2 separate regions of the Homo sapiens genome follow, and region 2 is linked to region 1. A link is an interaction called in ENCODE POLR2A ChIA-PET data of the cell type or tissue named here. Cell type or tissue: B cell. All regions are shown on one strand. Links, peaks and the distances in the headings refer to the core of each region. The heading gives the core; the rest is flanking DNA. Region 1 overlaps DOCK3 (dedicator of cytokinesis 3). Region 2 overlaps MAPKAPK3 (MAPK activated protein kinase 3).

Evidence for each region. Peaks named below come from ENCODE experiments on the same cell type or tissue, not always from the same donor. Only the 100,000 strongest peaks of a DNase experiment are listed, where the experiment ranks them.
Region 2: POLR2A ChIA-PET joins it to region 1 with 6 read pairs; 3 of 35 experiments call an interaction of 5 or more read pairs at or near these places.

What each region holds. Positions count from the first base shown.
Region 1 is chr3:51,329,867-51,335,239 of GRCh38, forward strand. DOCK3 (dedicator of cytokinesis 3) reads left to right here. Exons shown (of 53, transcript NM_004947.5): 33 at 272-357; 34 at 3,135-3,161; 35 at 3,292-3,387. Among named protein-coding and RNA genes, the nearest start is that of MANF, 53 kb to the right of the region's middle. In B cell, for the core only: no CTCF peak of the experiment used is centred there; no DNase peak of the experiment used is centred there.
Region 2 is chr3:50,621,511-50,626,883 of GRCh38, forward strand. All of the region lies in intron 2 of MAPKAPK3 (MAPK activated protein kinase 3), which reads left to right. Among named protein-coding and RNA genes, the nearest start is that of MAPKAPK3, 7.0 kb to the left of the region's middle. RefSeq lists silencers at 2,505-2,554, 2,585-2,684 and an enhancer at 3,976-4,752. In B cell, for the core only: no CTCF peak of the experiment used is centred there; a DNase peak (open chromatin) is centred at 2,831; H3K27ac peaks cover 1,429 bases.

The sequences.
Region 1 (5,373 bases), core at 228-5,227:
TCCTTGCCTTTTGCCCTTAGATTGGAAAGAGTACCTGAGACTTTTAAGTCCTATCTCTTTTTCAAACCATTAGGGTGGGAGGCCTTTTTGATTTGGGGAGCAGAATGGTTTCTTGGTGCTATAGGTAAAATACTACCTTCCCTGGGATTTCTTTGGAGCAAGGACAGGATCAGGAAGTAGTTTCCCACCATCCTCACCCACCACAGGAACTGGATTTCCCATTCTTTTTCTGAGGTCATCTCAGGTTTATGAAGTCTCTGCTTCCTTCTAGGTGGAGGCCGAGTTGATTGACAAGCTGGACAGCATGGTGTCAGAAGGGAAAGGTGACGAGAGCTACAGGGAGCTCTTCAGCCTACTGTAAGCTGCTCCAGCCCCAGGCACACCACACTGGGGGATGGGATGAAGTGGGCCAATGAAAAGTAGAGGTTGCAACTGCACTGGCAGGCTTTAGAGGTTGGTCATCAAGAGGGACCTGGGTTGTTCCTGATGGTAGCAATGCTCAACTTCTGTCAACAAGAAACCAAGGTCTTTCAGGGATTCCCATAGTTGACTGAAAAGATAGAAAACAGGTAATCTCTGAGCTCCTGGATTTGCTGACAGGAAAAGGATCATTGCGTGTCTTCATAACATGCACTGCATCTGGATGGGGGGCAGACGGTTCATGGAGACTCAGTTCTGGGCTCAATGCTGGCATTTCAAGGTGGGGGATAAATCCTCCTTTGAGAGACAGGTTCCTGTTTGCCCTGCTTTGTAAGGTAGTACAATCAGCTCACATTGCAGTGAGCTCTTGAACAAGCTGCAACACTCTTTCCAGGCCAGTTTTCATGTTTGTGGAATGAGATGGTTGTACTGAATGATGTCAGGGTTCTTCTGGATCCTCCATTCCATGGTTTCTGGCTTGAGTTGATGGAGGCCAAGAGACCTGAAGAGAGACCCAGGGGAACTATGGCCCTCCCAAGTAGATAGTGATGTTGCTATTTTATCTTCCTAAAAAATGAAATCTTAAGATATTTATAGCTCTAGAATACCCTCCCCATCTTACTTATTTCCAACTTTGAGATGTTCTTTGTTTTAGTACCATTTTGAAGACAAACCTCTAGCATATTTTTTCAGGAATAATACTATCCATTTGCTTAGAACTTTCCAGTGTGCAAAATGTATTGGCATTTCTTACCTTATTTGATCATCACAACATACCTGCAAGGTGTGCAGAGTAGAAATTATCTTCCCTCCCACTTGAGAGATAAAGAACTGGGCTCAGGGAAGTGCCAGCCTGCACTCAGTTGCATGATCAGTAAGAGGCAGCTCTGGAAGGAGGGCCCAGATCTTCTAATTTAAAAAGGGGGGAGTCTCCCCTATACTATGCCCATTTTGTTTCTTGAGGAGTCATGAGGTAAAATGTAAATTTATTTTTAATTTAAATAATTACAATTTGTGAAAATGAATCCATACTTTAGTATTTCTTTTTTAGCCGAAGATTTGTCTAATTGTGGAAACAAGGCAGTGTTCCTTGGCCACTAACAAATGACTACTACAAAGGAAAAAGTACAAAAATAATCTGTAATTACTAATTACCTGACCAAATCATGTTTATAAGCTCTTTTAAAATCAGTCTAAGAACTGAGAACCACTGATAACATGGAGCAGCATTTTCCAATTTGTGTTTTTGGAAGATGTTTGTAGGTATGCTAAAAAAAAAAAAAAAGTAAATCATGGGTGAATTAGTTTAGAAAAGATTCAGCTAAGCAAAATTGAACAAGCCTCTTTATTGTAGGACTTCTCAAAGCCTTTGTTGTGCAAAAGGATATGAGCTGGGTGCAGTGGTACGCACCTGTAATCCCAGCTACTTGGGAGGCTAAGGTGGGAGGATTGCTTGAACCCAGGAGTTCGAGACTATCCTGAGCAACATAGCAGGACCCCATCTCAAAAAAGAAAAAATAAAGGATATGAAAAATCTCCAAAAGGAGGGTATAGTGATCAGCATTTCCCAATTTTCCATGCTTGTGTGCTCACAGAACATTTCCACCTGTCCTCTAGGACAGAGACCTCTGTAGAACACATTTGAAAAATGCTGGTACATTTCTCAACGGATAAAGCCACAGAAGTCAGATTCAGTGTTCTTACCTTCTCTAACAACAGGAGTCACCTGGAAAACCCTCACTTTCTCAGAAGCCTGGCCTAGGCAGTATGCTCTGTGCAAGGAGACAGTCATCATTGTAGCAGCAGCATTAACAGCAGTCAGGCTGTGGGTTTGAGTCCCCAGTGCTAGACCCCTAACTGGGTCTGCCACCCCAGGTGACTCTCATGACCTTAGAGAGCAAGGAATAGTGTGGAAAGGAATCAGGAATAGGGTTGTATGGAGTGAAGGATGGACCTGGGCTCATCACTGGAACAAGCAGAAAGAGTTCAGGTCATTGTCCATTAGGAAAGACCTGTGCGATGGCAGAGGATCTCAGAAGCCAGGCTTTTGGAGAAGCCAGGGGCTGCCCTGAGGTACCAGGAGCATGGGGTTGTCAAGTAAGAAAAGAACCTGGACATTTAGCTCCTGGCTCTGGCACATTTTGCTTGGGAGCATTCCCTGTGACAGTAGGATGGCCAAGTATAGCTCCTGGACTTGCTCACTTTCCCTCATGTTGGGGCCCCAAGACTAGTGGAATCTTTCCCTTAGTTTCCATGAAGATGATGGGTTTAAGCTGGGTATGGTGGCTCATGCCCATAATCCAAGCACTTTGGGAGGTCGAGGCAGGAGAATCACTTGAGGCTAGGAGTTCAAGGCCAGACTGGGCAACATAGCAAGACCCCATCTTAAAAAAGAAAGATTAAAATTTTGAAAAACAGAGCTTGGTGAGGATGGCTCTGGGCAGTGATAAAGACAGTCAGCCATTGGCAAAGTCAGGCTTATCCCTCAGTGGGCTCTTGTTCAACTACTGCTTCAGAACAGACCTCAACTACTCCTTTAGAACAGAAGAGAAGTGAGTTACAGTGTATGCCTAAGGTGGCTGGAGCCGAACCCCTCCCTCCCCCCACCTCAGTGGCATCCTTAGGAACTTGTACATGGAAATAGAAGATGTGTTTTCATTTGTTGCTGCCAGTTCAGTAACCTCCTTATCTTTGCTTTCTGCTGCATGGAGTAGAACCCAGCTGTTTGGGCCCTACCCCAGGTAAGACTGCAGTGTGGTAAGTCTGCTGTCTCCAGATCCATCACAGCCTCCATGGGCTCTTGGACTTCACTCTTGTGCCCAGGAGAAGGCTCATGAATTGTGTTTGCTTTCTCCACCCCTCCACCAATAGCCTGCTGGAGAAGGTTGAACAAGAAACATGGCGCGAGACCGGCATTTCCTTTGTGACCTCAGTCACCCGCCTCATGGAACGTCTTCTTGACTACAGGTATCTTCTCAGCCACCCGCTCCCCTCTTCCCTTGTCAGGATACTCTCTCTGGCAAGGGAATCCCCCTGACCTGAAAACTGAGACCATGTGCTCTTCATGGGGAGGACTGTTGTGATATTGGGTGCCATCACCAGTCAATAGGAATCTGCTGATGACCAAGGAGAGACAGAGACTTTTCCCAGGGGTAGGCTAGGGCCTCCTGGGATTCCCCACTAAAATGTGGGCACATGTACCCTGGAGGGATCTCAGGGACATGTAGTCATCTGGCCTTCCATCCAGAAGGGTCAAGGCTCAGAGGAATGGGCACAGCAAGAGGGAAGAGTAAAGCTGTCTCCAGAGCAGGGCAGGGAACAGCTGTAGGTCCTTAGTGCAGACCCTCCTCAGAACCATATGGCAGATGAGCAGAGAAGTATCACCTGGAGGACTTGAAGTTGGCTTTTCCAGGGACTAGGGACCCCACTTTTCAATGCCTATATTCTTTATCTAAAATCTATGTATTTCTGTCCCTTGGTCGTGGCCAGAATAGATTAGAGGAAACAGCCTGTGAGCTCAGAGATCTTCATATTATGTCCAGTCTGGGAGTTCATGTGGAATAAGAATTTTTTTTTTTTTTTGAGATAGTCTTGCTTTGTCACCCAGACTGGAGGGCAATCATGGCTCACTGCAGCCTCGAAGTCCTAGGCTCAAGCGATCCTCCCACCTCAGCCTCCTGAGTAGCTGGGGCTACAAGCTCATGCCACCATGCCCGGCTAATTTTTTGTTTTTTGTTTTTGTACAGACAAGTTCCCACTGTGTTGCCCAGGCTGGTCTCAAATTCCTGGGCTCAAGTGATCCTCCCACCTCAACCTCCCAAAGTGCTGAGATTACAGGCCTGAGCTGCTGCACCCAGCCAGAATTAGAATTTCTTAATGAAAGTCTGCCTTCTCAGTTGTATCATGGCTTTTGAATTAGTCCAAACATGACAATGAAGCCACAACTGCAGCCTTAATCATTCTCTCAGCAGGGTTCAGGTGATGGCTGAAGGTGCCTTTTGGGAGCCTGGAGGAAGGTGAGGAGAAATGATAAATGAAACCCAGCTCCAAGCAATAGTTGCCTTCTCTGTGCTATAAGCTGTGCAAATGCCAAATGAGGGGAGCATTTTCAGCTCATGGATCAGGAAATAGGAGAGTTAAGCCTGGATCCAGTTGCTGCTGAAGTAGAAGATGCTGCTATGCAAAAGATACAGGTGTCCAATGCACTGGCCTGGATATGGAAATGGAATTCCTGAGAAATGTGCTCATGTCTTAAGCATCCCCCCATTCTGTAGCACAGCTATGCTTGTGTGAACTTTAGCCCATTTTTCCTGGGCCTTTCGAGTTCAAAGCTGGCCTTGGGGCCCCTTTTACAGCAGGAGACTTCTTTGTTCACACCAGGTCCGTAGCTTCTCCTGCAGCTGCAATTAGACAGGGAAGAGAGGTGGGTAAAGTGCTGCACCTCCCCCTTTCCAAAACATTTTCTAAAGTTTGGCTTTATTCACCGTGGCCTAACAAAGGAGCAGAAAATAATTTCTTAGGCTCCAAGGCCTTATTCTAGCCGCCTGTTTGATTTCTTTAGCTGCCTTCTACAAGCAGCTCAAACTCATGCCCAAAAGCAACTTCATTCTCTATTTCTTGTCTCAATGGTGGTATCTACAAAAAGGCCAAAGTCTTTAATATGGCATCACTGGCCTTTACTCACTTCTCCAGACCAATCTTCTGCTAGTCCCCAGTACTCATGCCCTACACACCAGCCTCCCAGTGTTGCTTCTTGCTAACATGAAAGGAAACAGCATAATGTTGATGATGGCCCCTGTTTATTGAAAATCTACCACGAGTGCTCTACATACATTTTCTCTAATCCCATAAGCATCCTCATTCTTTTTATCCATGAGGAGACAACTAAAGTATACATATGTAACAAACCTGCAGGTTGTGCACATGTACCCTAGAACTTAAAATATAATTTAA
Region 2 (5,373 bases), core at 177-5,176, 710 kb before region 1:
TCGCTTGAACCTGGGAGGCGGAGGTTGCAGTGAGCCGAGATCACGCCACTGCACTCCAGCCTGGGTGACAGAGTGAGGCTGTGTCTCAAAAAAAAAAAAAAAAAAAAAAAGTAGCCAGGTGTGGTGGCACACACCTGTAGTTCCAGCTACTCAAGAGGCTGAGGTGGAAAGATGATTGCTCGAGCCTAGGGGTTTGAGGCTGCAGTGAGCTGTGGTCATGCCACTGTACTCCAGCCTGGGTGACAGAGTGAGACCCATCTCAAAAATTGAAAGAAAGAAAAGCAATAAAAGGCCTTATGGAGACATAATGGTGGGGTCTTCTTTCCTGCCCCTGTGTTATGGACTGTGGGGCTGGGGGCTCTTCCCCTCTGACCCCTAAAGCATTTTGGAGGCTCTTCTAGGCTCCCAGTGCCCTCTTCTTCCCTTCTTTGTTAAGGAGAGTAGAGTGGTGGGGTGGTGGATCCACATGTCCAGGAGACCTCTGCAGAGTCCTCTGGGTCAAGTCTTTGTAGCAGCCATCTTCCTTCTGGTTCCCAGGATCTGGGGAGGTTGCTGGGGCTGCTGCCTCTGGGACAGTTTCCTTCCCCTTGATGCCAGTTGGCTTCCGTGAGCCAGGCTGCTCTGCATGTGGGATCTCAGTGATGCCTCAAAGCACAACACAGAAGAGGGCATATTTCTCCTGACAGATGGGAAACTAAGCTCTGGAGACCAGGAGGAGATCTCACAGGGATTTGAGATTACACAGGGATGCTGGGACTTGGCTGTGTATGTTCTGAGCCTCTAACTGTGGCATTCAAAGTCTCTGCAGTCCAGCCCACCTCCCTTTTCTACTTTAGGTGACATCTTTCCTTCTCCAGCACTGAAGAATTTCTTCTCATCTGTCAAGACTCAGCCCCAGTGCCACCTCTTCCAGGAAGCTGCCCAGAGTTCCTGGCTTTGGGGCAATGGAACCTTCTTTGACCCCTTTGATAATACTCCCCTTTGATTCAAAGCTCTTTTATAGCACCTAGGCCCAAGGCCTGGCATATATCAGAGATTCATGAATGCTTATGAAAATGACCAGGCTCTGGCCCCTCTGAGCTTTGGAAGGAGCATCAGGAGCTGGACTTTTTCCAGGTTGCACCTTCTCCACAGGAGAGGGGTTCTTTGATTACAGCTCAGAGATAAGCCACAGAGAAATGCTATTTCTACTCTCCTAAGATCTGGGAATTCACAATGGAATCTAACAGTTCCACTGCCTCAATAGACCTCATGGAGAATTCCTGGGAGAAAGGAAATGCCCATTCATGAGGCCATTTCTGCTCCCTGCCTGCTGTCCAGGCTGCACCTCTGAGTAGACAGAGGGGCTCTGTATAACCAGAATGCCAAAAGGAAGATAGAACATGATGGATGCAGAGACTGGGAAGCAATGGATCCAGAGCCCAGTACCCTGGATGCCTCACTCTCCCTGGGGGGATGGTGCCCACTGCTCCAAGGGTGAGGCTGGCCTGTTGGGGCTGGTACTGTTGAGCTGGATTTGAAGCCAGGTGAAGCTGCCAGGCAGGCCAGGCCCTTTTTCATTTGGCAGCCATCATCCCCTCACCTACCATCTCCAGACCGGTCAGATCAGCCTCTGCAGGGCCACTTGTTAGAGTCAACAAATCAGGAGGCACATGGAGGGACTATGCAGCCGGTACAATAGAGTCCCTGGAAATAGTTTCACTGCCCCCTGGGTTCTCCCAACGCTGCTCCTTACCTAGAAGGAAAGAATCTGAGGAGCCAGAGTGTTAACTGCCAGGGATGAGCAATTTGCTTTTTCATGAAGATCCTGGGGAGGGCATCAAACCCTACAAAATGCAAATAGTGGAATTTTAGGCAGAGGTTGATTGTTCTGAGATGGTTCGTACCGTGCCTGGCTGGCCTTGCTTACTGTTTTCGAAGCTGTGCTCCCAGCCTACTCTCAGGATCACCTCTGCTGGGGCTTCTAGGATCTTTTCCCATCCCATCTAGGAACTGATGCCAGCTCTCCAGGATTCAGGCCTTGGTGCTGTGGATTCTGATACCCCCATAAACGGCTAACAGTTTTTCAGAGCATTCTGCCCAGCGGGCCCTGTCCACAGTGCACAACAAGGCACAGAATGAGTTGTCTTACCTAACTCTTATCACTCCCATTATATGGATGAGGTTCAGAGGTCAGCAGCTTGCCCAAAGTGCTCAACTAGTGGGTAGCAGGGCTGAGCTGTGAGCCTAGGCAGTTTGATGCCAGAGTCCTAGCATCTAAGTCATCTCACTCCTCATGCAAGTCTGTGGGGACACGGGAGGGTCTCTGAGACTTGGTCCTTGGAAAGATGCTGGCATTGTCCTCTCTGGCTCCACTGGGAGCCCTGGCAGCCCCAGCTGGGCCCTGAGTGATGCTGCCAGTGTCTACCTACATCTGCTCAGTCCTCCTCACTGTATGGAACTCTGTGCCAGTGATTGGACAGGTGGCAGTCCCATGAGGCCAGCACACAAGGACCATGATGACTGTGAAGGCCACCTCAGAAAGGTCGTGTGCCTTTTCCCAGGCCTTGTGAGTCTCAGACAAGTGCAGCTGGGCAGAGCCCAGAGCACCACGGGCAGGAAATCAGACTGGTGAGTGGGCGAGTGGAAACTGTATCTGGGCTGGGCCAGCTAGGAGAGGCTTCCTGGAAGAGGTTGCCAGTTTAATTCAGACCTCTGGTTTGAGAAGGATGTGGATGACAGAGGAAGGCACAGGGTGTATGTGTGTGCCTGTGTGTGTGTGCACTCACGTGTGTGTGTGTGTGTGTGTATGTGTATGTGTGTGTGCATGTGTGTGACAATATGCCTGGTTTAGACATTCAGCACCTGCTGTGGAGTACCAGTTTCCCACTCGCAGACCTGTGTTCTGGCAGGATGTGGTTGACCTCAGCAGGGCCGGTGTCAAAGTCCTGACAAAGACTGGGAAGCTGAGGGAGGACCAGAGGAATCTGTGGAGGAAGAGGCGTTTGTGTAGGGCCTTGAAGGGTAGAGCACCATTGCTGAGGGTGCTGCAGGGACTCCTGGGTCACTTGGGCTGTTGTTCAGACTATATGGGAAGGACTCAGTTTTCATTACAACAGAGGTCTGTTGTATCTCTTCTGAGCTTCACACCTGGGGAAGTGGAGTTAGATCCCTCATTTTCCTCTGCTGGGGACATCATCATGGAAGATCTCTGGGTGGAGGCAGTAGTTGGAACATCTGGCTCTGTAAGCCCGCAACCTCCCTTGGCTCCAGGCTGCCATGTCTAATGGTGAAGGCCCATGGGCAAGAGCTGAGGACATCCCTAGGTGAGAGGCATTCCAAGCATACCTGTGCCATGAGAGTGTGCACAAAGCGCTTCCTGGAGAGCTGGCTCTGCTGCTCTCAGGACAGTGAGACCATGGCTCCTGTGAGCACTGGTGTTTTCCCTGGAGAACATTAGTTCTACTGCTCTCCCTCCATCTATTGGACATCTTGTGTGGTCCCAGATGAAAGGCCCCATCTTGGGGTTGAGAGAGGAACAGTGCTCTCGGCTTAAAATGCTTTCTGTGACATTCTCCCCAAGTGACTTTGGACTAAAGGCAGTTTCATAATCTTTTGCAAAACCATCATCTTTGTGGTGCAGTTGAACCCTGGGTTTGAATATGTGGTGGGGAGTAGGATCCAGTCTCGGTGACTGTTACTATCCCTGCATTCATGCTATGAGACAACATAGGCCGGCAGACACTCAGAAGGCAGGGCTCTCATTTGGGGTGGCCTGGGTGCATTTGCTGGTGAAACATTATTGGTTTTTATGAGGACTCACTTGGGTGCGCCCTGCACCTGGGGAACCCAGCCCCTTGAGGGACAGGAAAGAATGGCGTGAAGGGAGCTCTGGGTCCTGGGCTCCTCCCCACCCTCCTGCCCGTTTGGAACTAAGTGGATTAGGCCCTGTGCAATTGTGATTAAAATCCTGCTGTGTGGGAACCGTGGAGGTTTGGCTTAGAGCAGGAACACGAGGCTCCCGTTTGGGGAACAAGGAGCCTCAGGAGGCCCTTTCAGCACTAGACAGGCCAGAGATGCTGAAAAGATTGCTTTTGTTTTTGAGGCGGGTTTGGGATTAGGGTTGCCTTTTTCTTTAGACTAGGGCTTTGTCTTTGCTGCCTTCTCCTCATGGCACTAGCGATCTTTCTGTCCTCTGCCTCCTCGTCCCTCTCATTTCTCCTTTTCCACCTGTTTCTCCTGCTATCGCTCTGTCCCCGCTCTCCCGGGCCTTGCCAGTTTGCCTGTCTCGTGTGTTTCAGGCCTCATGGCCTCTTTTCTGCAGCCTGGCAGGCTGAGGGCAGGCGGAGGACAGAGCAGGGCCAGGTCAGGTGCTAAGGACTCATCCTGGTCAGCGGGCAGCTCACTCCCCCACCCCCACCCCAGGGGAGGGTGGGGGTGGGGAAGGAAGGAGGAGTGAGTGCTGTACCCATGCCACTCACAGTGTCCCCTCCTGCTGCCCGCCTTGACCAGGTGTCAGCAGCCTTGGCAGTCAGAACAGTGGACTCAGGAGTTCTTGGGCTGAGCTGTAACCTGAGGAGGTCCCCCGCCACCCCCCCATGGCTTGTGTGAAGTCAACTTCAGCTGCAGTCTCTGCTGTTGGGTCTCCTTTTACGGCCCAATGGTCTGAGACTTTTGCTTGGGACAATTGTGTGGGACTAGGCACAGTACGACCCCCAAGGGTTCCCTAGCCACAGTGAGGTATAGACAGGGCTGAGATCTGACCTGAGTCAGAGCCTTAGAGCCAGCCAGAGGAGCTGGTGGGAGTCTGGGAGGGCTCAAGGTATGAGGTGCAACCTACCGCCATTTTTACAGAGGGCAGAGCTGAGTGTGAGCTGCACCTGCACTAGCTGGTGTGAACACTCAAGACTCTCTAGCTGGCACCCTGCACCTGACCACCCTTGCCCTGCTAAGGCTCAGAGGCTACATTCAGGGGCCTGAGGGACCAGGACCTTGAGCTGCCACACTCATTTCCCCATTCTTAAGGGTTCAGCCTCCACAAGAGACCCATAGCTCATCCACAGATGCTCACCCAACATTAACAGCCCCCTTCTCAGGATGTGGTAGAAGGACTGGCAGGTGTTCTCCGTGCTTTCTGGCAGGCAGTGGCACAGGGGGCAGGGGGATGGCAATAAGGGCACCCACTTGCTGAGTGCCTCCTACATGTCAGGCACAAACACTGCAGAATCAGAATGGATTATCACGCCCATGCCATGGATGCAGAGACAGGTTCAGAAAGGCAGAGTAACTCACCCAGGGTCACGTAGTATGGACATGGCCCTGTGCTGGAACCCAGGCCTGGCTCTCAGCCATTCCTCTCTGCGTGTGTGCTCCTCTGGGGATCAGGAGCCACAG